Regions from separate parts of the Homo sapiens genome. Here all the other regions are linked to region 1. The links are chromatin loops, found by intact Hi-C in ENCODE. Cell type or tissue: PC-3. All regions are shown on one strand.

Region 1 (4,000 bases):
ACAACATTTATATCTGTTGTGCCCAGGCTTTTATTATATCTTTTCTTACACTTCTGGCCCCTCTCAGACTGCCAGCCTCTCAGAAGTTATCTTTATCTTTATTTCCCCAAATTTCTCCTATCAGTTCCTTCCATTCTGCTGGCAGGCTAAGAAAATCTGTTTCTGGGTTTAGACACTGATGTTACCTTTCTGCAGTTCAGCTTCATTAGTTATTGTGGGGTCAACAAGTGGATTTTCTTCAATGGATTTCCAGGCACATCATGCACTCTGGGCTGATTGTGGGGTTCATGCTGACTGTGAGCCCAGTTTTCCACCACCTCACGGGGCCATGGCCTGGACCTGTGAATGTGGAGGCAGTGCTGGCCCAAGGAGGCCTTTTTGATGACCGTGAGTGAACAAAATCTAGACAAACTCTTGATCAGGTCCTCTCCTTTTTTGTCAGGCTTGAATTGGCTTGATCAGCAAGAACATACTGTAAAAACATGACGGAATTAAGGTAAAGGGAACTGCCCATTTTCCTACTTCTCCCTGGTTGTGTCACTGTGTGTACAGCCTGTAAGGTTGATCAGGCAGGGGTGACTCAGGCGTCTGGGCTCTGCCCTTGTGGAGACAACATGGCTTGTCAGTCCTGCTCAGCATCATTAGGAAGAGGGCTGACCTCCGGGAACTTTGCTGTGAAATTTCCTATCAGTGTCACTTGGTAAGAATTCACAGAACAGTAATTCTCAGAAGAAGACCTGTCAATAACTGTCCATCAAAGTGAGACTCATGCGTGGCAGCCAAGCTTCATAGACAAAGGTGGATCAGGAAGTCATTGTTACCATAAGGAAGGAAAAAAGGAAAGGCAAATTAACATTTTCTGAATGTGTGATGTGTGCCAAACACTTACGTAGGTCCTCCCAGCCTGTTATTTGTTTGGGTTATATTCAGCATCTCAGCACTCAATTATACCTTGTCTTGTTTGGTTCTTTGATTTATCTCATGGGGTGAGGAAGACAGGGACTTTTTTTTTTTTTTTTTTTTTAAGCTGCAACTCTTTTGTTTTCCTTGTAGGACTCTGTAGGGACAAGGCACATGAACCTGCGGTAGGAATTTAGCAAACCCCGAGGACAAGGTGAAGGAAACGTGACTATTGCTTAGGCAAAGTGCAGGACTTGGAACATATAGAGCATGTTTATGTTACTATCCAGGCAGGAGGACCTCAAAGAGTTGTTGCTTCCTTTTGTGAAGCTGTCAATGGTAGTAGAAATCTCTGGAGCATTCAGGAAAGGCTTCTACAGGGAAGACTTTTAAAATCTTAGCTTCTTTAACTATCTTTGCCATGTTTGGGATAGAAATGATAACTCTTTTTCATTGTGTTCTTTTGAAGCTCCTATTCTGGAGAATGAGAAACTAGGAGTTTTATTTCCTATCCCTCCATGGTGTGGTGACCCATGTCTGGTCAATTTTTAGTTTCCAAAATCTTTCCATTTTGACACAGTTAGAGGGCACCAATGCAGCTATTTTTAGATTTTCTCAAGGTGGGGAGTCTCAGTGACATGCATGCATACCTGTGTGCTATTTGTGTTACATGTATGTTTAATTTATTTCTCTGGAAAACTCTGCACAGGCCCAACTAGGTACCATAAATCTATTCCAAAATGTCATAGTTTGGGTTAAGTTCAGGGCTATTAGACTCTAAGGACTGTGCTAGATCAATTAGACTGTCTATTCATTCCTTCTGTACCAACCCAACCAGAAGTGCATTGTGATTTTAAAATGTACTCTGTTTTTCAATATTCTCCTGGTTTCCTGGCTACATCGTTGGTGCTCTGGGGAGCAATAGTGAGCAGTAATGACTAGCATTAACCTTCTGGGCAGTAACTAACTGGGAAGAACCTGGGGAATTCTGTGAAGGCTCATTTCAAGCAGGATGAGACCCAAAGATACCTGGAAAAGAACTTTTAGAAACATTTCAGAATTGAATTGCAAAGCTCAATATTAACCAAGCCAAAATCCACTTGAACTTGGAAACTGTCAAAGCATGCAATAGCCAAAAGGTGGCACTCCTTATCCACTGTTCATTTTGTTCCAAAGTAAGGTCATCTCCACGTGTTTTTCTGTTCCTTCTATTAGTTGTTTCATAATAAAATATTATACCCTCATCCTCTCCTGGTAAAACATAGCAATAAAACAGACCTCATTATCTGGATCGATATGTGTTTTGATATATACCAGTTCTTATCCCTCCGGATGGACAATGTATAAGATAAATTGTATTTTCAGTAGAGTTTGGCTTATAGTTCTGTGTGCATCTATAGACTATGCCATATAACCAAACACCTTTACTGTAAAATCATCTCTGACCAGATCCAAGGTTTTAATTTGTCTCTAGAGTTTGCCTCTCTCAATTTCATAAACTGTGAAAACACAGCTGGAGCAATTTACAGACTGTGGAAAAACTCTTGAGTATTTTTGCTGAGGTACTAATTCAAGGATCATGCTTTGTTATTTCCTGTTTCATTGTTGTTTGTAAAACTAGTTAATGGGCAATGGGCTGTTTCAAATTTGTCTAGTCCCTCAATACTGTTGCATGCACCTCCTGTCGGGGCATAGCATGAATTGGGTGCAAGCGTGACAGCAAAATGGCATTGATTTGAGCAGACACACATCACTGAGAATGAAATCATAGCAAACATTTGGAAAGAGCTAGGCTTGTACTCTTTGAGCTACATGAATGTGGTCCCTGAGGCTTTTAAAAAATCAAATCCTACTCTGTTATAATTTCCCACCAACCCAGAATATTTTTGAGATATACCTTCAGGATCAGCACTATCAAGTAAGGGAAAGTCTTTACTGTCTCCTGGCTATTGGTCCTTAGAAACAAAGACATAAAACATGATGGAGAGAAAATGCCAGCACTGAGTAAAGATATAAAGCAGGACGATTAGCTTCACTGACGCCCCACTAACCTACAATCTGGAAATCTAGAAACCTCAGTCATTTAGAAAACAAACATAACATCATACATAAGTTAAAAGAGTTTCTGAGCAGCATAGAAAATTGTTATAAAGTGCAAGCACCTTTCTCCACAGGAATAAAGCTTCTAGGCATTTTGTAACTTTAATGCCTGATATAATACAAGATAAGGGCTCAATAAATATTTGTGGAATGAATGGATGATGAATGGAGAGAAGCAGAACCTGAGAGAAACAAGCTTACTGAGGCTGATGTTAGGAAGGGACCATCTAGTGTAGGGAAAAATTGCTTTACACTCCTCAGTGCTGTCTCTGAAGGCATCATCACTACAGCACAATTAAATGATTGAGGCTTTCCCTGTAAACTTGATATACTGCTAAAACATGAAATTATATTTAGAGTGCCCTGGTCCTTGAAATGTATGTAATAAAATGATTAAGATTAAAAACAACTCATGCTGTTAAAAGAACATGTTTGAATTGCTTACTTTGAACATCCACTGCTTGCCAAGAACTGAACTTGATTCTAGCATAGAATGGTAAACAAGTTATCTGAAGTGTTGCCTTAGATTGCATATTTTATATCTTTATGATACTAAATAAGACATTAGTACATTTTATTATATACATATGAAGAACAAAGGCACTTGAACACAACAGATCTAAAATACTTACAGCTCTAGTTCAAGTCCTCGGTAAAGTAGTGATCAGTGGAAAACATTCAGTACTACAGCAAGATTGATTTATCAAATGGATTTTCCTGTATTGACAAACTGTGATGCAACTTTCTTAGTGGATGACAGATTAGATGAAGAAATCAGGTAAAGTGCTGAGAAGCTACAGTTTTCATCTCTTACCAGAACAGAATTGCATTATGAAAATTATCTTATTTGTCAGGTAGCTCACCCAATATTCTGGCTTCTAGTACTCTCTAGGTTGGGTTGGAAAAGCTCATGTTTGATGTGTGAAGGGTCACTGTTTGGAGTAGAGAAGTGAGATGAATTTAGTCCCCTTACCCAAAATGTTTTTTCACCATGCTTTGG
Region 2 (4,000 bases), 1.2 Mb after region 1:
ACTGTAACACTCAAATGGGTTTCAAAATATAAACATCTCTGCTCTTGGATAGTTTTTTTGGGGGGGATTATCCTTCAATACATAACAGATGCAAGTATGTGCAACTGGGTGGTAGGAGGGAATTATTTTTATTATGAAAAGGGATGGATCCTTTTCAAAAAGGGACAGATCATATTTATTAAAAATAATTCCCTTAAAAACTTTAGATCTTGGGCCACATTTCACAAAAATTTTGGAATGATATTAAACAGTCTTTCCTCTTTTTAACAGCTGGATACTAAAAGTCACCCAATTTAATAGCCTTTAAGGCAATAATATGGAATCAAGTCTCAAATTGGATGCAATATTCTGCTGCAGATTACTTGTTGTCTAAGTGCATCAATTCACTGGTTGGGCAGTCCATAAAAAAGAATTTAAGCTAACTCAAATATTTGGGAGGAAAAAAAAGAAGAGAGAGACTAAAGCATGTCAAACTTGCTTCCTGAGAAATTGTCTCATTGCATAAGTTAAGCATGAGAATTTCCACCTCTGTAAATCTCTCATGCAAAAATAGGCTAACACCTAAAATAAATCTGTCATTATTTATATTATTTAATAAATGAAAGGAAATAAAATAAAAGTTGAAATCTGGGCCGGGCGCAGTGGCTCACGCCTGTAATCCCAGCACTTTGGGAGGCCGAGGCGGGTGGATCACGAGGTCAGGAGATTGAGACCATCCTGGCTAACATGGTGAAACCCCGTCTCTACTAAAAATACAAAAACAAAAAATTAGCTGGGCGTGGTGGCAGGCACCTGTAGTCCCAGCTACTTGAGAGGTTGAGGTGGGAGAATGGCGTGAACCTGGGAGGCGGTGCTTGCAGTGAGCCGAGATCACGCCACTGCATTCCATCCGGGGCCACAGAGCAAGACTCCGTCTCAAAAAAAAAAAAAAAAAAAAAAAAAAAAAAAAAAAAAAAGTTGAAATCTGTTGTTTCTTAAATCATATCTTCCAGATTACCTAAAACTAAAATCACGACCCAAAATCTGAAAAACTATAATTTTAAATTTTATTATATAGGTTTTCTCAATAACTTCCCAACACAAAGCAAAAAACACCAACCATTCCCAAAAACTACAGATACATAGTTGAGTCTATAAGTTAGAAGGCAGAAAAATATTAACTTCAAAGAGTTTAATGATGAATTAGTACTGTATTTCTGAAAACATTGGTGATACTGAAATAATACACCAATAGACATGACCAATATGATCCTGGCAAAATGCACATCTCGCTGGTCAAGCAGAAATATATCCTTTTACAAATGTTCTGAGGAACAATGCTTAAAATTATACAAGGGTTTAAAATATAATTTTAATGAAGTATATATAAAGTGTACATGAAAAGGGGAAATATGAAATCTGGCAAAAGTCTTTTGGCTTTCTTACAAATGGTATCCTTATAATTCCCCAACTATCAGAGGATGACATATTTTTCTAGAAAAAATAAAACGACTGCAATTGTATTTCCTATGATGCTTTATGTATCAGAGTCACTTGCAGATTCTGGTCTGCTGTCATCTGGCCCATCACTTTCCTTGTCCCAGTCTTTCATAGATGCTCCCATCATGAAATCATCACGTAGGATCGTCCAACCTGGGCCTTCTTCTGATTTCACTTCAGTCTAAGGAAAATTATAGAATCAAAATATTCAAAAGTCAATTCCATCATAAGGAAACAAAAAGGTACAAGCTACAAAACAAACTTTTCAATGCTTAGTTTTTAAAATAGGGGTAAAACCAAGAGAAATTATAAATCGACTTACTTTATACACTATGATTATACTATGATTATATATGTACAAATGTATAATAAAGAACTAAACATTAATAAAATATTGTATGGACTCCATAAAAGAAACATGAAAGCAAAATAAAAAAATTTTTTTGAAGTGAGGGAAAAAATATAAATCTAGGTTTGGTATTAATTTTTTAAGCACTTCTGACAACAAAAAACAGACTTACAATACTATTTAACCTTCAGTGATAATTTACTAGAAAATTTTGGGCAAATTATTTCACCGCAACTGACAATTTAACAAAGGCATTTAACCCAAAGTAAATTAAAAGTGGGAAAAAGAAACTACATTGGTACTATGCTAGGTTTTTTAAGATGCCATCTCACTTAATGTTTTTATAAAAATTTGAACCAAATGTTCTTTATTTAGGTTATGAGCTCACTGCCTGACCCAATCATGTAATCAAAGACTAATCGTATGTTGAAATTATAAATAAATGAAGCAGGCAATAAACATAATAGGTAGTCAATTCGTTTCATTTAGTCACAGGATTTATGTGGTACTAATTACAGCCTTTCATTTCATGGTACAACAGTACCACCTTGTGGTATCAATTAAGTAATACAATAGATGCAGCACTCAAAATTTTTCATTCCTTCCACAAATATTTATTGAGAATTAGCTGTGTATCAAGCACTATGTTAGAAACATAGTGATGAACAAAACGAAGTTCCTGTTTTCAGGGGGCTAACAGTCTATGCATATCTATTTATGTCAATCACAGAAATACAAAATTTTGTAAAAACCTAAGGTACAAGAACCCATGACATTTGGTTAGAAAACAGTGTTATCATTATGCTGTCATTAACTACATAAAAACAGTTTAAAATATAATATATATTAAAGATATTTGCTGGGTTACAAGAGATTACTTACCTAACTGCTATAGCTTCCCTTTATTTAAAAAAAGATAGCCCTGAAACATTCATTCCATTTAAAAAAAAAAAAATTGACCACTATTACAAGCAAATAGGAAAACTGTCCTATTGGCTCACTCTTGTCTTCTTGAGGTCAAAATATCAAGCAGAGCTTGTGCTTAAATATAACTTGAAGACTGAATGGGATATAAATGTAAGCAAAGATTTCAGAACTGACTTCGTATATCAAACATCAGCACACTTTTTACTATAATTTACCCAACATACAGAAATAAATAAAAAACATCTGTGCTATTTAAAAACCAACATAAAACAGTTCCAATGCTTCTCACGTCACACTGATAGGAGAACAATAACGTAGGAAGATAACTGGAGTATATTAACAACTTTTCATTTATTTCTACAATATCAAACCTACTCTTAAAACTGAAATTCTACTTCTATTAGATTGTTAGCTAGCTGGATAAAAGGCCATTTTCCCTGATTTTCACTCTGTCACCCAGGCTGGAGTGCAGTGGCGTTATCATGGCTCACAGAAGCCTCGACCTCCCAGGCTCAAGTGATCCTCCCACCTCAGCCTCCAGAGTAGCTGGGACTACAGGTGCACACCATCATGCCTGGCTAATTTTTTTTTTTTTTTTTTTTTTTTTTTTTTTTTGTAGAGACAGGGTTTTGCCATGTGGTCCAGGCTGGTTTCGAGCTCCTGGGCTCAAGCAATCCACCTGCCTTGGCTTCCCAAAGTGCTGGGATTATAGGCAAGAGCCACCACACCCAGCCAACCCAGGTTTTCTTTAAATAAAAAACTGATGTTCACAGTGAACAAAAATCCACTTAGAACCAACAATTATAACACCTCTCCTGTCAAAGTAAGAATTCAAAGCTTTCAATTAAATTCGGAAAAGTGTATAGCCATATCAAAATTGCTGACTAGCAAAGACCTATCCTGCCTTTGATATTTGAGTTTACATATGAACAAGTACAATCTCAGTGTGAAGCCTCTATGTTAGGCAAGTACACCCAATATGCCATCAACACGTTACCGAAAGAGCACACTGATCCCATGTGACTGACTCAACACAGAGTGTTTCTACAAGAGAGCTCACCCTGACAACCAACCTCTAGTTGGACTGAGCTACTCCTCTACTCCTCTCCTAGGTAGCATCAGAAAACCCGCAGGCAACAGAAGAACGAAGAAGAAAAGGGAACATGGAAAAAAAAATTTTTTTTTTTTTTGAGACGGAGTCTCGCTCTGTCGCCCAGGCTGGAGTGCAGTGGCGCAATCTCGGCT
Region 3 (4,000 bases), 250 kb before region 1:
ACAAAATAAATGCAAAACAGAGGGACTGGGCTGTAATGGTGGCAAGTACTTTTTCTTTCTTGCACAACATTTTGTTTTTTTCTAGACTTCATAAACTTGTCTTAATTATCGGTTTGCTTCAGTTTCTATTTACATATTACCAATTCGACCTCAACCATTTTTATCAATTGTCAAAATCTTCTTTCAGTCTGTTGGAGTACCTAATGTGTTCTATTACATGTACTTTGCTGAAGAAGTCTCATTTAGATCTCTTTCGACCTGTTTCAGTTTGAACTGGTTGCTCTCTGTGTCTGCTTCAGAGCTATCAGCTTGTGGTCTCCCAAGAATATTTTTCTGGGAATTTCCTTTTTTTTTTTTTAAATTTCACAATGATATACCTTATTTTGTGTCTCTTTCCATCTTCTTCTATTGTGCTGGGTGAGCACTTGATGAAAATGTATACTTTCCATCAGAAATTTGTGCCTTCCAGTTTGGGACTTATTTTTTCTCTTTTGGTGAATTATTTAGCCGATGATTCTAGTCATCTGTTTTCTGTGTTCTCTCTGAATTTATCTATGGATACTAAACTCCTTGGGTTGTACCTTAGATTTTCTTATGTGTTTTTTCCCCTTTCCATTGCTTTGAATTTTTGCTCTATTTTCTGGAAGATGATCATTAAGGTTTAAAACATTGAGGTGTTAAAATCAATTAATTAGGCTAACAATGTATTTTGGCAAGCATCCCCAAATTCCCTACACTTTGGAAGAGAAGGCTATCTGAAGAAGCCATTTAAGTTATTCTCCTGGTTCCAACCACATCTGTGTCCAAACAAATGGAAATAGCTTGAAATATTCTCTCTTTCTTTGACAGCCTCCAAAGGGAAGCATCATAGAACCTTTGGCTTATAAACATTTAGGGTTGAATGGAAAATTAGAGATTTATTATGATACTCTTTTAGCAGTTGAGGGGACTGAGACCCAGAATAGTAAAATGCCTCTCACAAGGTCACATGGCTGGTTTGTGGCAGAGCAGGAACTAAAATCCAGTGTTCTATATTTTAAGTTCAGTTTTCTTTGCAACATACCACATTATCACTCACAGTCCCTGTGGAAATTTCTTCCTTGCATCTAACTGAAATTCTTCACTGTGTGTTTGAATCCCAGTTTCCTACTGTCTTTACCAAGAGTGATGAGTGTTGGCCATTGTTCCTGGCAATAGAAAGTCTTTGTCTCTGTTAGCTGTATGTTATGTTTTCCTCTGCTGGGATGGGGCGATGTCCATTTCACATTTGCACTTCTCTGAAGTTAACAAGAAAGCTGAATAATAAAAGACAAAACTGGTAGTTACTGCTGTTTGCAGTAATTTCTCAAATACTTGCATTGAAACCAAGGTTAAGATCTGGTTCCCACATGCCTGTAGGTTTCATGCAGATGTCTCCTCTCAGGGAACAGACTTTTGCTTATTTCATAACTGGCTGAAGGCATTGTTTCCACCCTGCAAAACTCTCGCCAGGTGGACAATTCAACTGGGGTCCAGAACTTAAAATGGTAGCTTTGTCTAAGGCAATCCTTTCCCTACCACTCTGTGCCTTAGTTTTTACATTTATTGACATTCTACTAATTTTGAGTTGGGCTTTCTAAACCTGCATGCACTACCTCTGTGTATAAAAATAGAATTTGATATACTCATGCCTCCTCCTCTTACTTCCTCCTACCTCCATTTGGACCTTTTGCTGTTTAAAATATGCATGATCATTTAAAACCATGAGTGTATTCTTTGATAAATATTTTTAAAAGATTCTTGGCTCAAGAGTTGTTTTGTGTTGTTTTGGAACTGGGAAGGGATCGGGCTGCAATCCAGCACTCATTATTAGATGTTTTCTCTCTGATGTATGAAGACAGCTCAGGTGGCTGTAGCTCTGCATAACCACAAGAGGGCAAGAGAGTCTAAAGAATGAGAAGAGGACCCGCCACGGAAACAAACTCCTCTTTGTTCACCTAGAGGCCAAATCATCAGATGATCTGCAAAACCTGGCAACTCTCAAGAACAATAGAGGGGCATGTATTAAGTGACCAGCTTGCTAGTCAGACCATCCAGAGGAGAGCAGCAGACTGCTAGGTCCAAGATTTATAAGCTGCAATCTTTGGCTAGTCGGCTGACCTCTCTGAATCTTTTTCTCCTCTGTAGAAATGGGTATTGCCCATCAAGCACCTGCCTGTCTTCCTTCCAACTTTTCCCAGGGGTTGGTTCCAACGCCTAATGCCACGCTTTCTTCAATGCCAAATGTCACTCCGCTGAGAAACCTTCCAGATCCCCTCATCCTTGCTCTCATACTACTCTGCACTGACCTGATAGTCTTTCTCTGGTTGTGTTCTTATTATTTGTTTCCAAGTCTGCTTCCCTCATTTGACTAGAGCTCTTGCAGGGCAGCTACTGTGTATCTTTATACCTGGCGTTCAAGGAACTGTGGAATTCTAAGCATTTCTCTCCCTTCTTTTTTGCTCCCTCCCTTCCTTTATTCGTTTATACAGGTTTTTGTTCCAAGAATCAAGATAGGCATTAGGGAGGATGTGGTCCCTGCTCTCAGGATTACAGGTTAAATAATATTTTGGCTAAAACTCCCAGTATGAAAGAGTAAGCATAAGAGCCACATGATTAGTCATTGCACTTACTGAAATAAGCAAATGTTAGCATGATGTACAAAGGGAAGAGAAGACATATCTCATTTGGCACATACTGGGGCTCAGACCACTCTTGGCTGTAAATGTAAAAAAGATGTTTCCAAAGAAATATAAAAATATATACACAAGGAGGCTTGTTTTTCATTTAATTAGAAATGAGCAGGTGAAAGGGATTTAAAGTTCTCATAGGATTCAAAAATGCCAGAGAAGCGTGGAACTGTGCAAACTCACTGTGCTCAGTGAAGAATGGTGCAGTTAGTGGTCAAGAGTGGGGCTTTGGGGTTAGAGTGAGCCAGCTTCCTCACTTACCTACCTAGGAGGGCAGGCAAGGTGCCTCACCTTCCTAAGCCCCAGCTGTTTATTTGAAAAATGAATACGAAATAGGAGACAGTTGGCTAAAGATCAAGGGTAATGCCTGGCACATGAGGGACATGTCAGCTGTTATTGACTGTGATCATCCTTCTTTTTTGTAATTGACTTCACCACATTCAATAACTTTCCACAGTGAGGATGAGCCTTACAGGAGGTGCCTGAACATCCCAAGAATGGCAGCAGATTTTTCAGGGAAACAATCATTCTTATTTGGTTGGAGGATCTAACAACGCAGCTTTGGGAGCCCCAGTCCTGTAGTGTCCTCCCTTGGGCGTGAGAATAGAACCAACCAGGGTGGCTTGGTGTGTCACCAAGGTCTGATGCTGCCCTTCCCACATTCTAACTCATTATGAGTCAATCATCCATTAATGCATCTGAACAAATTAGCTCTGATTTATAATTTTATCTTGGGAGGTGGCGGAGTCCCATAAACTGCTTTACTGCTTCGCTGATGATCATTTGAGCCAAGGGAAACAAAGGAAGAAAAGAATGAGATTTAAGCACAAGTTTTAATCACATTCCACATATAGAAATGCAACAAGTAAGCCAGCCTTTGGAAATGGCCATTATCACAAATGTATTGTGTGTCTGAGGCTTTGCAAATGTCTCTGCTAGGACAGTATGATTGCAGAGGTGCATGGAGGTTAAATACAACTTCAGAGCAGCCTCACAGTGCCTTGTATGGCTGACATGCCTTTAGATGCCCTGTGGCTTTCCAGGCAGGAAAGGGGACCCAGTAGATGTGCTGAGGTTTTCACACCTATCGCAGGCTTCTTAGTGTGAATGTGGAGCTTACCAGGGCTAGCTCTTGCAGGCTGCAATTTCCAGATAACTGGAAGTTACACAGTGATGGTGGCCATTGGTTATTCTGATTATTACAAAGAATCAGGAAAGATATTATTTACTCTTTTATTGGATTTTCCAACATATGGCAGGGTTGGGTGTGTTGCTCTCTCATCTCCAATAAC
Region 4 (4,000 bases), 360 kb after region 1:
TGGCAAATAATTCAAAATTAAGTAAAATGGGTAAAAACAAAAAGTTAAAATATGGTCACCATTTAAAGAAAATCCACACGCGATAGATAACAAGGCTGCAGGAGCAAATTTATTATTTTTTTCTGAGAAATTCAAGAGCCTGAATTATGTGTCTGCCAAATGTAACTAATTAATATTTGAAATATGTTAGTGTGACCAAGGAACCAATTCTATATTTTATTTAACTAAAGAGCAACATGTAGCTAGTGGCTACCATAGTTCTAGACCATCTAAGCTGTACGAATGATTGAAAAAAGCTTCAAAATTTATAAATGAAGCAAAAATAAAATTAGTATTTCATAGATAATTTTGAGGCTAAGATAAAGATCATTAAAAGATAAAATGTAAATAAAAGATTAGTAGGCAAAAACTTACATTAAAAAGAGATTTTAAAAGCATAACTATCAAGAAAATTTTACATATGAAGTGACAAACACTTCATTTTTGTTGACCAGGGAATGTAATCACTTTATGTAGTTTCAGAGACTTTTGATGGTAACAACTTAAAAAAAAAAAAAGAGAGAAAGAAAACATTTACCCGCACATAAAATGTCATTATGAATACACATAAATGCATCCTGCAGACATTTAACTTCATGTTTAATTCTCTTAAGTTACAATGAAGAAAAATATACTCATTGAAATATTATTATTTTAAGATTTAATCTAAGTCCCTTTCCCATTTATGATTTTGTGAGGTAATCTGCAACTCCTCACTAGCCGTCTTTGACAATACAATGACCTTTAGCATAGGACACTACTGTGAAAAGGGACTTTGTGTATTTTTTCCTAACAGAAGAAAATTTAACACAAAGAACTAGTTATTTGAATTCAATTTTCCACCTAAGAGTCTAAAAAATGATATAAAATCTACTGTTCAATAAGTAAATACGAAAATAGTAAATCCATTGTAGGTAATGGTTATAACGGGTATTTACGGTTGCTGGCAAAGTATTTAAAATGTCAAGAGTTAACATTTCAACATACACTTAAGATTAACAAGCTGAATAAAACATGTTAAAAAATAATAAACCTGGCTTTATGAACTCTTTATATAAAATAAAACAGAAACAATCTATAAAAAGACTATATTAGGAACATTAAGATAATCAATCTGAAAGTAAAATCCTTAAAAAAATCCACTTAAAGTGTGCTATCAACTGAAAAGAACTTTAAACATGCAATAAAGTCCATTACCATTCTAAATTTCAACACCTCTTCCATTTAACTGGTATACTATTATAATTATTCTTCAGATTTGGGAATACAGAAATTATGACTATTACATTTATTTGGATATCTCCTCTCATACAAAACTTGTGGGATAAACAAAATATTTATTTTCCTCTATGGAAAACTGTTAGAACAACAGTCCAGAGCCTTTAAAGTCCTACTAGTTGTTGAAGAAACATAAAATGTTTAATTAAAATACATATATGTTCAAAGAAAGTAGAAGAATGCTATCATTCTGAAGTTTTAGCTCCCAGCTGGGCTATAGAGAAAACGTGTACAAGTTCAGAAAAAGGCAGGCTGGAAATTTTGATGCTAGACTTCATCTTGGGAATTCTAACTATCCCTTCATTTATTTTTATTTTTAATCTTATTGCAAAATTAATATACACCCATTGTACAAAATGTTTCTTGTACAAAAGTTTCTTGTACAAAATTTTACAATATTTTGTACTGTACAGAATTTTGACATGTTCTCTTAAATTTCATTTTTACAGTTAAACTAACTCTACATGTTCAATGTATCTTATTTTTTTCATGTAATACTAATTTGAAAGTCTTTCTACAGAATTACAAAATTTTATAATTATTTTTAATTGAACACATACTTACTGAGTGCTTTTGTTTTTTTTGTTTTTTTTTTTTTTTGAGACGGAGTCTCGCTCTGTCGCCCAGGCCGGACTGCGGACTGCAGTGGCGCAATCTCGGCTCACTGCAAGCTCCGCTTCCCGGGTTCACGCCATTCTCCTGCCTCAGCCTCCCGAGTAGCTGGGACTACAGGCGCCCGCCACCGCGCCCGGCTAATTTTTTGTATTTGTAGTAGAGACGGGGTTTCACCTTGTTAGCCAGGATGGTCTCGATCTCCTGACCTCATGATCCACCCGCCTCGGCCTACTGAGTGCTTTTTATGTGTGTGTGCATGTAGTACTTAATGGTTACATAATACTCAATTCTATTAATAGGCCATCATTCCCTCAACCATTCCTGTCATGATGGATATTTAGATCATCCACGTAAATTACTCCAGTGTAGTTCCAGAAAGACTTGATTCTCTCTGCTTCAAAATTCTGATAATATGCTTATATTATCAAAATTCTGATAAATCTATTCATATCATTTGTCAGGTTCTATACATCCTAGATCTAAGTTAAGCCTAAATTATAACAGTATTCTCTCTTAACAACGAATTATCACCACCTAGTGGCCAATAAAGGAAGGTATTATGGGGACCCGGGTTCTAGTCCCAACTCTGTATTAGCCAGGAACACTTTGAATTTTAGTTTCTTCACCTCTGAAATGAAAATAATTATATCCTACTTTACTTTTACCTACTGCAAGACCCAGGAGATCTAATGTATATAAAAACAACTTCAGAACTTAAAACATTACCTAAATAGAAAACACTGACATGTAATGGCAATTTTAAAACTATCCAGTGCAATATAGATGCCAATTAATTTAAAGCTATCTCTACCATATGTACTTTCTAAGCACAACAATACACAAGGGAAAAATGATATACCTTTCTCCAGTTTCCTGTCTTAGACAGAAACAAACTAGAAGGAAATGAAGAGTTCAAGACAGGCTTTAATAATGATGGAGAATGTACTGACAATAAAATGCTTATATTCTGCACACTGGACACTGTTAATATGTTAATAAAGCCAGAAGAAGGCAGGACAATCTATTATTAATAATTTTCTCAGAATACAGAATTTGAATCCTGGTTCTGTCAATGACTATACTGCCAACTTTCGAAAAGTAATTTAAAAGTCACTATTCTATTGCCTGTTTTCCCTAAGTTTTATCTTAATGTCTGGTAGAATCATATGAAACATAAATATACAAAAATAAATTTTAAAAAATCAACATTTTTCTTATATTCCTAATGTGCAGAGTGAGGATCCATGAATGTCTCCAAGGAACCCCCTTTAACTGAACATCCCCTGTAATGAGCCTTTTGCTGAGTTCTCTCTCTCTTAACAAAGTTTACTATTTTTTCTATTAAGAAAGCAGTGCATATCCATTGCAGAAAGCTTAGAAAACAAAAAATTTTCATAGCTAAACCCCACAGATGATTAAAATTTTAAATGTAGTTTTACTCATCCTGGTATTCCTGAAGTCTTAAAATAGTGTGTCAGTTTAGCACTTCATCATTCTACTAGATCTATTGCATTTGCTTTCTTGCTGTTTTTCTGACCTTCACACTGACTAGTCAGCCCTCCAGAGTTGTCAGCATAATCTTTCTAAAATGCCCATTTGATCACATCATTCACTCCCTGTATATAATTCAATGATACTAGGATTTGGGATGTACACCAAACTATTTCCTGGAAGGATTTAATGTGTCCCTTGCTTTCTTTCATGAACATGTTTCTGTCCTTGTTTACCAGTCACATTCTCAATTATTCTTTAAGACTCAGTTGCCACTTCAACAAAGCAGTTCCCAACTCCCAGAAAGATTTACTTCTCTCCTTGCTGCTTACGCTATACCTTCGACATTGTTCTTCAATAATACCTGTACAGTATTAGAATACTTTACTTCCCTCTCTGCCTTACTAGACTGTAAATTTCTCAGTTTCTTTTATACTCCAGCACATAACATTTTATTGACAATTTGAAAATAAAATTTAGTGAGAAGTATCATTTTTGACCTGTCCAAGCTAGACACACTACCTAGAAAAGGTAGAAGATCACATACTGTAAAAAAAAAAAAAAAGTTTGTAAAACT
Region 5 (4,000 bases), 94 kb before region 1:
TCAAACAGTGCCTGGCAAAAAACAGAAGTCTAATAAATGTTAGCTTCTACTGTGATTCCTCAGAATTATGGCGGCAATAAAATAAATGCATTTGCATCAAAATCACCTGGTGATGGGGGAAGCTTAGTAAATGCAGATTCCTGGGCCTCCATCTCAGAGTTTCTAATTTAGTAGGTCTAGGTGGAGCTTGGGCTTCTGCTATTTTAATAAGCACCCGGGTTGGAGGTCTTTTTAAAGGGGTGGTGGCTGGCGAAAAGTTGTGGGTGATGAAGTTAGAAAGTGAAAGTAATTTCTGGAGAGTACCTGAGACCATCTAATTAAAGCATTTCAGTGAATAAATGGGTCAAATTGGTTTCTGATTTCATGTGGACAAAAATGAGGGATGGAGTAGAAGTTCGATCTTGCAGTTTGTCATGGTGGTGATAAGTAGAAACAGTCAATACTGTGCTAGTTAATCATTATGTCATATTCTCTTCTGATAACCAGCACTGAGCATTTCTAGGGAGAATTCAGCTTAGATGCTGGTAGTGGGGATATTTAGACACAGCAATGAGTTAAAAATAAGGATGTGAGCTCTCTCCCTCTTCCTCTTATGAATATCTCCCAAAAAAAGGTAGGCTTTTACCCATCTGAGGTGTTTAGATATTTGGGATATTTTAGATATTTTAGATTTGGATATTTGGATGCTTGGGAGTACTTAGGTAATGCCTCAAAATATCTACTCCATAAAATGAGAAGGGATCTTGGGGAAAAATGTTACTTTCTCTTTCTGTAGCATTAATAAAACTATGGAAATAGTGAGGGAATAGTCAATGGTCTTATAGTACAGATAAATAAATGAATTTCCGGCAGAATACGTGATTTTCTTCCTGCATTGTTTTAGACGAGATCGGGTGCGTTCAGGGTGGTATGGACGTATACCTTGCATTGTTTTAAACCAAGGGGATTTTACAGTGAATTTGAACAAGAAGAAAGTTCCAAGTGAAATCTGGCCATTGCTTTACATTTAATCTTTACATTGCTTTATGGTAGAACAAAACTTTTTGTCAGTTGTATGGTGGATTCTATGATTCACCTGATCCAGCAGGGGAAAGAAGGAGATTCTTTGGGAAACCTTGTTTGGTGACATGCAGTTGTTGGTGAGGTAAAGGGAAGGGACTAAAAAGGTAGTCAGAAATTGATTAGTTGTCAGAGACATTCAAGGGTCACCTTTGTTTTTTCTTTCTTTTTAAAATTGTCATTCTTCAGACATTCTATAGATGCTGTTTATTTATCATGCTATTAGCAGAAACTATGCTGCTCTAAAAAGTTACATAATCAAACCAAATCCTTATCCAATTTCACTGCAGTGGGACTCTGCCCACTGTGTGCTGCTCCATTATTATTGTATCAGCTTTTTAGCAATAATTGACGTCTATCTGATATAAAAATTGATACTTGGCAGAGGAAAAGAAAACCTGTTCTTTTGTGCTTAGGGCAAGTGGATGGTAACTTGCTTAAAACCCGTTTGGGAGTCAAATTGGAATATCTCTCAGCAACATTTCCCCACTTAGGTACAGTAACCGGAAGGTAGCATCCAAAAAATGTAAACCATTGTTGGGCTTCTGGATGTCTCTGAGAGAGCCTGTGTTTAGATTAATGGACGGTCGACTGAATAGGGGGTCATGATGAGTGGCCAGACTCTTTGCAACACAGTAGGCCTATTGTACATCTAACAGCGACTCAATTCAAAGCGATTCATGGCTTGGATGCTTCTGTAAATATACATTAGCCTTTAAGCAAACCAGGAATTATACCAGCTTTTATTTTTTTCTTTAAGAGAAGAAAATAAGAGAAAAAAGAATGAAACAAACACCAGAGAACTTTCTTTTGCAACAATGCCTTCTTTTCCTTTTGACATTGTTTTTTAAAGTTGCGGCAGTCCTGGGTGAATGAATATGGGTTTTTATCCCTTGAAACAGAGGCCTGCTGTCTGATGCAGGCTTCTTTTTCCTGCTTGATTGGCAGGACTTTCTGTCTCACTCCCATTAGAGAAGAAATACTGTTTAGATTTCGACACAAGATATTGCCAGTGGAATAAATAGTGCCATTTTCATGATAAAGTGGATGTTTAAGATTAAGGGTTTATTTAAGCCCACTGGTGAGCGACATTCCACTTGAATTAGGAGACACTCCTACAGGAAACAAATTTTATCAACCTAATTTTGTATTTTCCAAGCTTTTCCTGAGCAGCAGACAGAAGCAAAGATGTCGCCATAACCTTCTGTAGATGTCGCCATAACCTTCTGTTGATAGCGGAAAGCAACACCCAGGAGTAAGCGCTTGCAAGGTTAAGACAAAGAGCTCCCATGTACACGGCAGAGGGCGCTCGAGGACTGGCTGCGAGGAGTAGTTGGAACCGACTTCCCCGCTTCTTTCCTTCTCTTTTAAATGTAGGACAGGAAAAATAAAAGGATCATCAGCCAGAAAACAAAGGGCGCCAGAGAGCCAAATGTATGCAGCTGAAGAACTTGAAAAAAATTCTGGGGACTCAAGAGAGGAACCCATATTCTCATTCTCGTTGTCAGTCATTTTGCAGCTGTCCTGGCCTAGTATCACCTTCTCTTCTCCAGCCACATCCCCCACTTCACACTCCCTCAATTTGGCCCTCCGAGATTTGGTCCCGTTGGCCAGAGCCATAGGCTGCCTTTAGGAAAACCCCTGGCTCGCATGACGTCACCACGCTCATAGGGAGCGAAACTTCCCAAGCACCCCCACGGATGGTGCTAACAAAAGTTAAGCAGCGCCCCACCTCCTGTGTGCAACAGGGGTATCCTCCTCACCCCCTTTTTTTGTAAGGGAGGTGAGGTGGGAGGAGCTGACGTCGGGACACCTGGTTCTCAGCCCAGCGCTGCCCCCAGGGGCCTCCCTTAGTCTTTGTATTCCTGTTCTTCATTTGTAAAATGAGGGAATTGGGCTAAATGGTCTCTAAGCGCTCAGGTTATGCCGTTTGTAAAATTATAAGTGAGAGGTTGAGTCACCCCAAAGCAAGATTTTTAGTGCAAAATTTTGAGGGAATTGAGGCAAAGTGTTTTTTTCCTCTCTTCTTCCTGGAGTGTGAATTACCTGATTAAAAGTCTTGACTATTTCACTTCTATCTCTGTGGTGTATCGATCAAAAAGTTTATTGAACTTTTACCCTATGATCAAAATGGAGACGAGCAGATTAGATTATACCTTAATTAGCAGTTTTCTTTTTGCTAATGGTTTATTTATGAGTTCACAGCAATTTCTTAATATTAAGTTAAAAATATTGCCTGATAAACTGACAGATTACACTTGCATTTTCTCTTTTGTTCTCAGAATAAACGTTAAATATTCTTTTTTGGGGGGGATGTTCTAATTTAATTGGCCCTAATGAGAGCCAGATTGCTCATTAGAATAAAAAGGAAAATGACAATCTGTGTCACGTTTATCATCCTCAGTGATGGGCAAGGTTGTACTAAGGTTTGGAATAAGTAGACAGATGTAGAGACTAAGAGGGGCTCTGATAAACAGAGATATTGAATGTAGATAATAAGCCAATCTTAAAATTAAGCATGTGTTTACATTGTGTTCAAAGACTATGACGCCATTGGGAGACAGAATGTGGGGAGAGTTTAGCAACAGCCCTCTCAGCTGGTGACTTCAGGACAGAAACTTCTCAGTTCTCAGCAGGGGCTCCCTAAACAGCAGGCATAAGTGGATAAGTCAGTTTTGTCAAATATAGGAAAGTATATCATGTTTCAGAAGAAGACCAAAACATTATTTCAATATGAGTAAGAGTTTTCTCTTTTACCTAATAAGTGAAATGCTCACCAGTTTTATTCTGGAATGTCAGTGTGGCCCATTTTCCCTTAAATATTTGTGCCAGCAATTTCATAGTTTCCTTGGGGGCATATTTTAAAATCTATTTATCTCCACAGTGTCTACTTTGCATGGGGCTTTTGCAATAAGAGGTGCTCAAAGGCAGTTGTTGAACT
Region 6 (4,000 bases), 180 kb after region 1:
TCTGTGAATTTTTTCCAAACTCAGAATTTAAAGCAACATTTCAGGTGTTGAAGACAACCTTCGTAAAAATAATTTGACCTCAGGAGAGTTATTATCTCTATGTTGGATGAACGAAAATTATAGAAAACTGAAGCTTGCCACATGGGATACAGAGCAAGAATTAGATTTCATCTTAAGGGGAACTGGCTTCAACTTGATAAATCAGCTAATCAAAGGTCTTGGTTAAATTTTAGTTTCCTTATCAACTGAAAGCAAGGCTTTTCAGAGCACACCATCTGTGTAAACACAGCAGTTACAGGTGAGGGGAGACAGCTTCCTCTCTGGGCAAGAGTCTTTGTTTAATTTCTTTCCTTTTAATTATGGCTCAGTTAAAGGACATGTACATATAAAATTTTTCTACCTACATTTTATTTTAACAAAAATGAGACTTATAGCTTTAAAATGCAATATGAACATTAATAATTAGGTAGGTAAGTGTAGTCAGAGAGCATGCCAGGCAGGAGCAGCTGAATGAAGACCCCAAGGCAGGAAAGAATGTAAAATGTTATATTTGGACAGAGGAGCATGTGGGGGAGAAGGGGAAGAGAGACTGGAGAGATAAGCAGTGTCCAGATTATGCAGGATTTTGAGACCATAAAAAGAATATGGAAATTTATCATAACAGTCATCAAAGATTTAAAGCAGAGAAATGGTATGATCAGGTCTGCATTGTTAAAATAGTGGATTAGGGGATAGATACAGGAATATTTGTTAGAAAGTGATAGCACTGGTTTGTATGGCTTGGGTTAGGCTAGTGATGATGGTTAAAATAGATAGAGGGAATAAATTTGAAAGCAATATCAGAGGTGGAATTTATTGACTTGATGATTATGCGTCCCAAGAAGGAGGAAAATTCAAAAAGATGGTCGTGTTTGTAGGTTGTCATTTGCTTTGATTAGAAACACAAGAAAGGGGGCAGATTTGGGTTAAGTTCACTTCTGTTTCTATTGAGCTTGAAGCTCTTATGAGACATCTAAAAGGAAGAGTCTAAGAAAGAAGATCTGGGTACAATTTTTAATTTAACATTTATTAGTATATATCCTTGAGATGTCTTAAGATTGTACAAAGTCAGAAGAGAAGAGGCCTCAAGTTGATCCAAGGTTTAAAGGTCCAGTATAGGGGGAAATTAACAAAGGAGACTAAAAAGCAACAACCAGGAAAGAGAAGAGAGCCACTGGGAGAACTCTGGCTATATGGCCACACATTTCTAAATAATTCCTGGCAACTTAGGAGGAATCTCCAATTCCTCTTCAAATTTCAGGGAAATATATTGGTTATGATAAATCAGCCATCAGTCAGTCATACAGCTAGTTTTCTGACGGAATAGTGTTAGAATAATGGTTCACTTTCTCTTAATGCAGAACCCTCTCTTCTCTACAGTAATCCAAAGGCCATTGTTTACTGGTTCTACCCAAAGATTTGTCAGAATGTCAAGGAAAGGGTGTAACACTCTGGAAGAATAGAAATGTTAAATGGCAACTGGCAGAGGAGGTAGGCTTCCCATTTTACATTTGAGCTAGAGAAATACACCCAGAAAGCTCTGCCGTCTCCCCTCTGTTGCCCAGTGGTAATGTGAGATGACTGAATTTTTCACCTTTCCAGGCAAAGCTCCGGACATTGCATGCTTGGAGTCCCCCATCCACTAGAGGGCTCTCACCACACAGGTGATAGTTTGGAGGTCTCAGGGCCTACAACAATGTGTTTCAAAGGCTATCTGTGAAACTAGTGTAATTTTGTACAGTTCAGTCATACAATAGAGTTAGTGTTAGAAACACTGACTGAGAAAAAAAATAGATGAAGCAATTATATTTCTCTCTGCTTGGAAGTCTTTTCCCAACTGTATGTAATTTATACAGGTTGGCAACCTACAAAATTCTTTGTTAGCAAATTACAGCGTGCAATTACATCTTAACTCTGTTTATCTTTATTTCTTTACCCTCTTGTTCCTTCAAATAATTTCATCCTTTCCCCCTTCTTTTTAAAGCTTGCAAAGAGAAAAAAGAAATTAAACTAATGCAGAATATGGGAAGCTTTCCTCTTTATTGCCCTTCCCCTTGCCCTACTGGTCTACCCCAAACACTTTTTTCTACAAGCTTCTTAACAAATATAGACATAATATAAAATTATTTTTAGAGTCCAAAATGAGGACTCGTGCTATAACAGTGGAACACTGCTTTAAAAGTGACATATATTATCACATATATTGTGCTCAAATACCTCAAGGATAGGCCAACTATTTCTAAATGCATTAGATTTTGAACCCATCTGTTGCAAACTTTTGAACAATTTTTTGAGTGGCTTTGGGATTCAGACTAAGGTATTGGGCTGGAGGAACTGCAAGAAGCAGCCCTGGAGTTTAGCCTTCCACTCTATCTCAGAACTGAACCTATTGGAATCATGCCATGGTATTCCTGGGTATAGAAGTTCGATTCTGGCAGAGTTTTTTTCTTTGCCCAATGGAAGGTGTATTCTCCAGGCATAGAGTGCTTTCTTTTCAAAATGAGTTGATTCTGCCTTGTATCTAAAATGTTTAAAATCCCCAGCAGATCTCTGGAGGGCATATTTACAGCCAACTTATAGGTTTACTGACCTCCCCCACCACCACCTGCAGAACATTACTGGGAGAAAAAGCCCACCAATAGTCAAGTCATATAGTCTGGACGATCCAAGATCCGTAGAGTCTTATTTGGACCTGTTGTACAACCAAAAGTATGTGGGAGTAGAGAATTACTACGCAGTCTCTTTCCTCATTTGTTGGCAATGAAACAGAATCACAGTAATTATATCAGAATGCTCTGTAGTCTCTGGATGAGCTATATATATTTCTGTTTGATGAATTTCTCCTTATTTTATCAATGCCAGGTTATTTAGGAATGCTGCTTCTGTATATGTCATTTCCATACATATTTTATGACAATAAAACAGATCAAACAATACAAATAAATTCGACTGATTTGTGTTTATTAAACTCCTTACAACATGTGGTATTATACTATACTTGACAGCACTTTAAATATTCAGAAAATGTGTTTCATGTACTTTTTTTGATCAAAGATCATAATCAGACATCCGACCTAATTTGTGGATTTTATTCTATACATTTTAATTCAATCAATTGACATTACCTTTGATCTGAGATGATTCTACACTAAACAAGAATATATAAACAGAGGGATCAAATATCTTCACCTAAAAACCACTGCTGGAATGCCTCCCAAATGCTTCTTGATTGCCAACAGAGGTATCATTCAAATGTAGTTTGAGGGACATGATGGAGAAGAGCATTTGCTATAATTGAAACTGCAAGTGGTTATTCTTTGTTAATTACAGTGCAAATACAGAATTTTAAAAACTGGCAAGAGTATCACCTCTCAACAGTTTCCTTTACCCATTAGAAGCTTTGCCATTAGGATAATGGGTGTCTAAGGAAGATTTTTCTATTTTGCCCTATCTGTTTTACTGCTCTTCCTTTTCCCATAAATGAATCACAAGAATTTGGAATCACTGGTAAAGATGAAAATGGATGTTCGCATTTCTAACTTTGACCTCACTTCTTCACAGAGTTTTGTTCATTTTCAAGTGAAACTTGTCTTATAAGACATATGGGCTGTGAAGGAGAGGAAAACAGTAGGGAAGGAGAGGGGAAGGTTGGCTGGGAAGAGGAGGGGAGTGGTGAGATACCATCCCAAGAAGCCTTTTTACTTGAAGAAAATGCTATAGCCCTAACAGAAAATGAACTATATGTAAACAGAAATGACATCATAAATCACTTCTCTTTTCAGTAACGTCCAAAGCTGCAAGGTCTGTCTGCCTCTATCTATTCTAAATCAAGCTCACGTTGAATATTCCACTTGCTTTCTCTGCCAAAGAGAGAGAATCTCACGATAAATACACACTGATTTGGTCAGTGGAATATATGCTACTATGAAAGTTGAGACAGTTTGAGCAGTAATGAACTCTG
Region 7 (4,000 bases), 260 kb after region 1:
CTTTCTATCTCTATCTATCTGTCTGTCTGTCTGTCTGTCTATCTATCTATCTATCTATCTATCTATCTATCTATCTATATCTATCTATGCATCTGTCTATGTATCTATCTATCTATCTATCTATCTATCTATCTATCTATCTATCTATGCATCTGTCTGTCTACCTACCTACCTATATATCTTAAGGATTTGGCTCACATAATTATGGAGGATGACAAGCCCCAATATCTACATAAGCAAGCTGAAGACCTAGGAGAGGTGATGGTGTAACTCCAGTCCAAGTCTAATAGGCTGGAGACCCAGGAAGAGCCAGTGCTTTCCTTCAAGTCCAAAGGAAAAAAATATAAAAAACTTATGTCCCATGTTGATATGCAGAAGGAATTCTTTCTTACTAGACTTTATGTTCTATTAAGGTCTTCAACTAATTGGATGACACCCACCCAAATTAGGGATGGCAGTGTGCTTTACTCATTCTACTGATTCAAATGTTAATCTCATCCAGAAACTCACTCACAGACACACTAGAATAATCATAAACCAAATACCTGGGCTCCCTGTGGCTCAGTCATATTGACACAAAATTAACCATCAGAGCTCCCAATAACCTTTGGTTACTTATAAAATTTATTGTTTACAAGTTACATATCTGACAGCATTAGGAAACCAGAGAATGCAATGCATTTGTTGAAGACAATTTCCAAAGAGATTTTCCAAAAGTATTTTGGACTTGGCCTCTCAAAGTCTACACTCAAGAAGATACCATTCATATGTATATATTTATATGTTCTGTATGATTGATGTGAACTAAATTACATGTATGGAGTTCATTGTCTGTTAGAAAACGCTAGTAGTAGCTGAGACTTTCAGAGTGTCAAAGATAAGATTACTTTTCATGTAACCTGAGATAACCTGGACAAATGAAATATCTTTAATCTGGAAATGGGAGAATACTGTCAACATTCCTGGGTTAAATCATAAAATACCGCATAAACAAAATGGAAGTATTGTAGTTCAGAGTTGATAGTGATGATGAAGCTGGTGGTGTTGGAAGAAAGAGGTTGTTTTGCCAAGGACATATATGGATCCTCATTTCCCCTCCAATTTTAGATTTCTCTCAGCAGAGGAATCAGCCTTGTATTTCTTTCATATTCTCACAGCACCTGGTACAGCACCCAACACAGAGTAAGTGGTCAACAAATTTCTGTTTGTAAACGATAGGGTTTTCAACAGATACCCAATGCCCTGAATATCACTTTCTGCCATTGTGCCATTATCCTGTTCAATCAAGTTGCGTGCATCAGTTTAAGACATGCACTGTTATTTCAGTGTTTTACATCAGCCATTATAGGCTTCACAATAATTTTATGGAGTCCTTGGAAGTATCATCCAATTTTGTGACCCCAAAACATCCTTTATAGATAAATGAATAGTCTTGAGGGGGAGGCATCTTCGGCTGTTTTTTTCTTCAGTATGTCTCTTTTCTAACTTCTGCATAACTTTCCATCCAGGCTAAAGACTTATGAAAACAGCACCTTATATGCTTCCTACACCAATTACAGAGTACTCTACACCCTGAAAGAAAGGGAGTATATTTGTGTCTAGAGCTCCTGATGGGTTAACTACCCATGTTACATGTCATATCTCATCACCTGGCATTCCAGATAGTCTAACATTTTTCTTTTGTGATCTCTCCTTATAAGGCTTGTACCTTTCATCTCCACACTGTAAATTCTGGTCCTTCCCATTCCTAATTTCTTGAGCCACAGTCCATGTAAGAACAGACTGTGGTCCCCTCAGTGACATGGCACAACTTAGCCTAGTAGGTTGAGGGATATGCCGAACCAGTGAGTAATGTCTGGGAACTCTTTGGCTGACGTCCTCCTGTGCAAGGACAAATTTGCATTCTCACAAGTTCTCAGAATGTTTCTCCTTTAGGAACAATATCTGACACTGGAATTTTTGAAACCTGCAGTACTGTGTCAAGCCAAGCCTCTTTGCCGATAGGAAAAATGAAAGCCAATTTTGTTCTTCATTCCTGCGACTCGTTTATTGTGCTATGACCTTGTGTAGACTAGCCTTTAATTCCCTCAGAGATCTGTGTAGACGACTTGGCATCTCAATATGTGTTTTCATGGCAATCTAGGGTCTGGTGCCTTTCCTACCCTCCACAGCCACCATTTAGTGATCACTCCTTGGACTTCTGCCTCACTTACTTTCACTACACAATTTAGAACTTAATTATACACGACTTTATATTTTTGGACTCTTGTTTCCCAGTCTTCACTGCTAATTTGTTAAAGGAATGGATTATATTTTATGCCTCTTCTGAATCCCACCCAAAGCACCTAGCATCCTGCTCTAAGTAATCTAAGAGTCACTCACTAAATAGATGCCATGACGATGAAATCATACGAATGGCTTTTGATGACATACCAGATCTTACACATTCAAATGAATGCTTTCCTTGGCAAGACTGCCACCTGGCAGGCTACCCACATATGCCAGTGATGTTATCAATGCTCAAAATAATTTTTCAGTGACTCTGTCTGCTTGAATTAAACTGAGCATCTTGGATAATTATTTAATATTTGTTATTTAGCATCTACTATAAATGCATGGCACTGTTTTTAGTGGGTACCACAAATATATTAAGATATGATTTCCTGGTCTCAGACCTTTTGCAGTTTTATGTATAGGGTCAGAAAAGGTTGTGACAGCAATTTTACAAGGTAAAATCTGGCAAATATCATATGGGAGGTATAAAGGATTATAGGGATCAGAGAGAGAGAAGGTAATTTACAGCTGAGCCTAAAGGGGACATACATCTTCAATCTTTATGTTTGTAAATCATTGTAAATATTTATTAGATAATTGTTTTGGTCTTAAGCAACAACTAAAAACTATTTAGAACTAGTTAGGGAATAAGTTATGTAAATAATTGGGTAATACTGTTAAAAATTGCAATGGAGCAATAAATCATATCCCTAGGTTGGAAACTTGTTTTGAAGGGAACTGTTTCTTCAAACAGAAAAACATAGTAGCCACCCGAGCCAATCAGGTATCATAAGATACCTATGATGTCATTCACACCTGTCTGCCATCTAATTTTTGACCATTCATCTCCATGTGCCATTTGTATTTGTTTCCTCATTTGTAAAAGTAAAGAACATAAGCCAGACCAAAGGTTTTCAGCGGAATTATGAAAACATCCAGGAGTTATGGGCTTCCCTATGAGATTTCACTTGAATAAATATATGGCAATAAAATAGTATTTGAGAATTGCTAGACTTCATCACTGTTGAGTTCTCTCACAGCTCACATGTTCTATGATCTGCACATAGTAGATGAGCTCCAACCACCAGTAACACTGGGTGACAAGAAACAACCAATTGCCTGCTGCAGATCATCTGCTCCATGGCCAAAATGTCTTGGGGATTCCCAAGCCCCAGGCACAACCCTGCTTATCTGTCACTAGCTCTCCTGTCACCTGGTTTTATTTCCCTCAGAGTAGTCATGACTCTTAAATTATTTATTAATCTACATTTGTATTGTTTTTATTACCCACTAGACTATAAGATAATCCATGAAAGCAAAAAACTTGTCTATTTAGTTTATAGCTATGTCTTGAGTAACTAGATCAGTGCCTGGAACATTGTAAACATCCAATACATTGTTGTTGAAAACAAACGCACAAATAAATAAATGAATTGATTGATTAATTATTAATATTTCATGATTTAAGATTCAAGGGAAGACCTAGGGAAGATAATAAAATATAAAAATCAATTCAATAAAGAGATAGTGGAGCATTTTCTATACTTCTGGAAATGTGTGAGGTACTGAGAATACAGAGTGAATAGACCTATTTTTGGTGAGCTCATAGTCTATTTTGTGAAACAAAGCAGGAATGCAGGGAGGACTGTATACAGGAGAATAATAATAAAACATGACAGCATATCAAGAAAGATCTCAAAGATCCCACCAACGAGTGGTGAATGGC

Evidence for each region. A loop is a pair of places that touch in the nucleus more often than their neighbours do. Peaks named below come from ENCODE experiments on the same cell type or tissue, not always from the same donor. Only the 100,000 strongest peaks of a DNase experiment are listed, where the experiment ranks them.
Region 2: a loop joins it to region 1, with 6 times the contacts of the local background. A loop is called at or near these places in 63 of 110 quality-filtered maps.
Region 3: it touches region 1 in a loop (6-fold over the local background); 32 of 110 quality-filtered maps call a loop at or near these places.
Region 4: it touches region 1 in a loop (10-fold over the local background); 15 of 110 quality-filtered maps call a loop at or near these places.
Region 5: a loop joins it to region 1, with 5 times the contacts of the local background. A loop is called at or near these places in 14 of 110 quality-filtered maps.
Region 6: a loop joins it to region 1, with 10 times the contacts of the local background. A loop is called at or near these places in 5 of 110 quality-filtered maps.
Region 7: it touches region 1 in a loop (9-fold over the local background); 8 of 110 quality-filtered maps call a loop at or near these places.

Annotation. Positions count from the first base shown.
Region 1 is chr1:219,565,583-219,569,582 of GRCh38, reverse strand. No RefSeq gene overlaps it. Among named protein-coding and RNA genes, the nearest start is that of LYPLAL1-AS1, 10 kb to the right of the region's middle. In PC-3, a CTCF peak has its summit at 2,047 (motif pointing right); DNase peaks (open chromatin) are centred at 552, 2,042 and 3,062; H3K27ac peaks cover 1,425 bases.
Region 2 is chr1:218,328,608-218,332,607 of GRCh38, reverse strand. RRP15 (ribosomal RNA processing 15 homolog) reads right to left here. Exons shown (of 5, transcript NM_016052.4): 5 at 1-1,660. The coding sequence ends at 1,517. Among named protein-coding and RNA genes, the nearest start is that of TGFB2, 15 kb to the left of the region's middle. In PC-3, a CTCF peak has its summit at 2,372 (motif pointing left); a DNase peak (open chromatin) is centred at 2,367.
Region 3 is chr1:219,810,724-219,814,723 of GRCh38, reverse strand. The region is part of intron 2 of LOC105372926 (a long non-coding RNA gene); the gene reads left to right. Among named protein-coding and RNA genes, the nearest start is that of SLC30A10, 120 kb to the left of the region's middle. In PC-3, CTCF peaks have their summits at 1,703 and 1,906 (motif pointing right); a DNase peak (open chromatin) is centred at 1,953; H3K27me3 peaks cover 1,380 bases.
Region 4 is chr1:219,203,281-219,207,280 of GRCh38, reverse strand. The region is part of intron 3 of LYPLAL1 (lysophospholipase like 1); the gene reads right to left. Among named protein-coding and RNA genes, the nearest start is that of LYPLAL1, 31 kb to the right of the region's middle. In PC-3, a CTCF peak has its summit at 2,472 (motif pointing left); a DNase peak (open chromatin) is centred at 2,470.
Region 5 is chr1:219,659,596-219,663,595 of GRCh38, reverse strand. No RefSeq gene overlaps it. Among named protein-coding and RNA genes, the nearest start is that of ZC3H11B, 48 kb to the right of the region's middle. RefSeq lists enhancers at 2,219-2,268, 2,215-2,509 and a silencer at 2,223-2,422. In PC-3, a CTCF peak has its summit at 2,339 (motif pointing right); DNase peaks (open chromatin) are centred at 2,345 and 3,745; H3K4me3 peaks cover 788 bases.
Region 6 is chr1:219,383,697-219,387,696 of GRCh38, reverse strand. It overlaps a transcript of LYPLAL1 not described here. Among named protein-coding and RNA genes, the nearest start is that of LYPLAL1-AS1, 170 kb to the left of the region's middle. In PC-3, CTCF peaks have their summits at 1,490 and 1,689 (motif pointing right); a DNase peak (open chromatin) is centred at 1,686.
Region 7 is chr1:219,302,890-219,306,889 of GRCh38, reverse strand. It overlaps a transcript of LYPLAL1 not described here. Among named protein-coding and RNA genes, the nearest start is that of LYPLAL1, 130 kb to the right of the region's middle. In PC-3, a CTCF peak has its summit at 2,477; a DNase peak (open chromatin) is centred at 2,429; H3K4me3 peaks cover 542 bases; H3K27ac peaks cover 582 bases.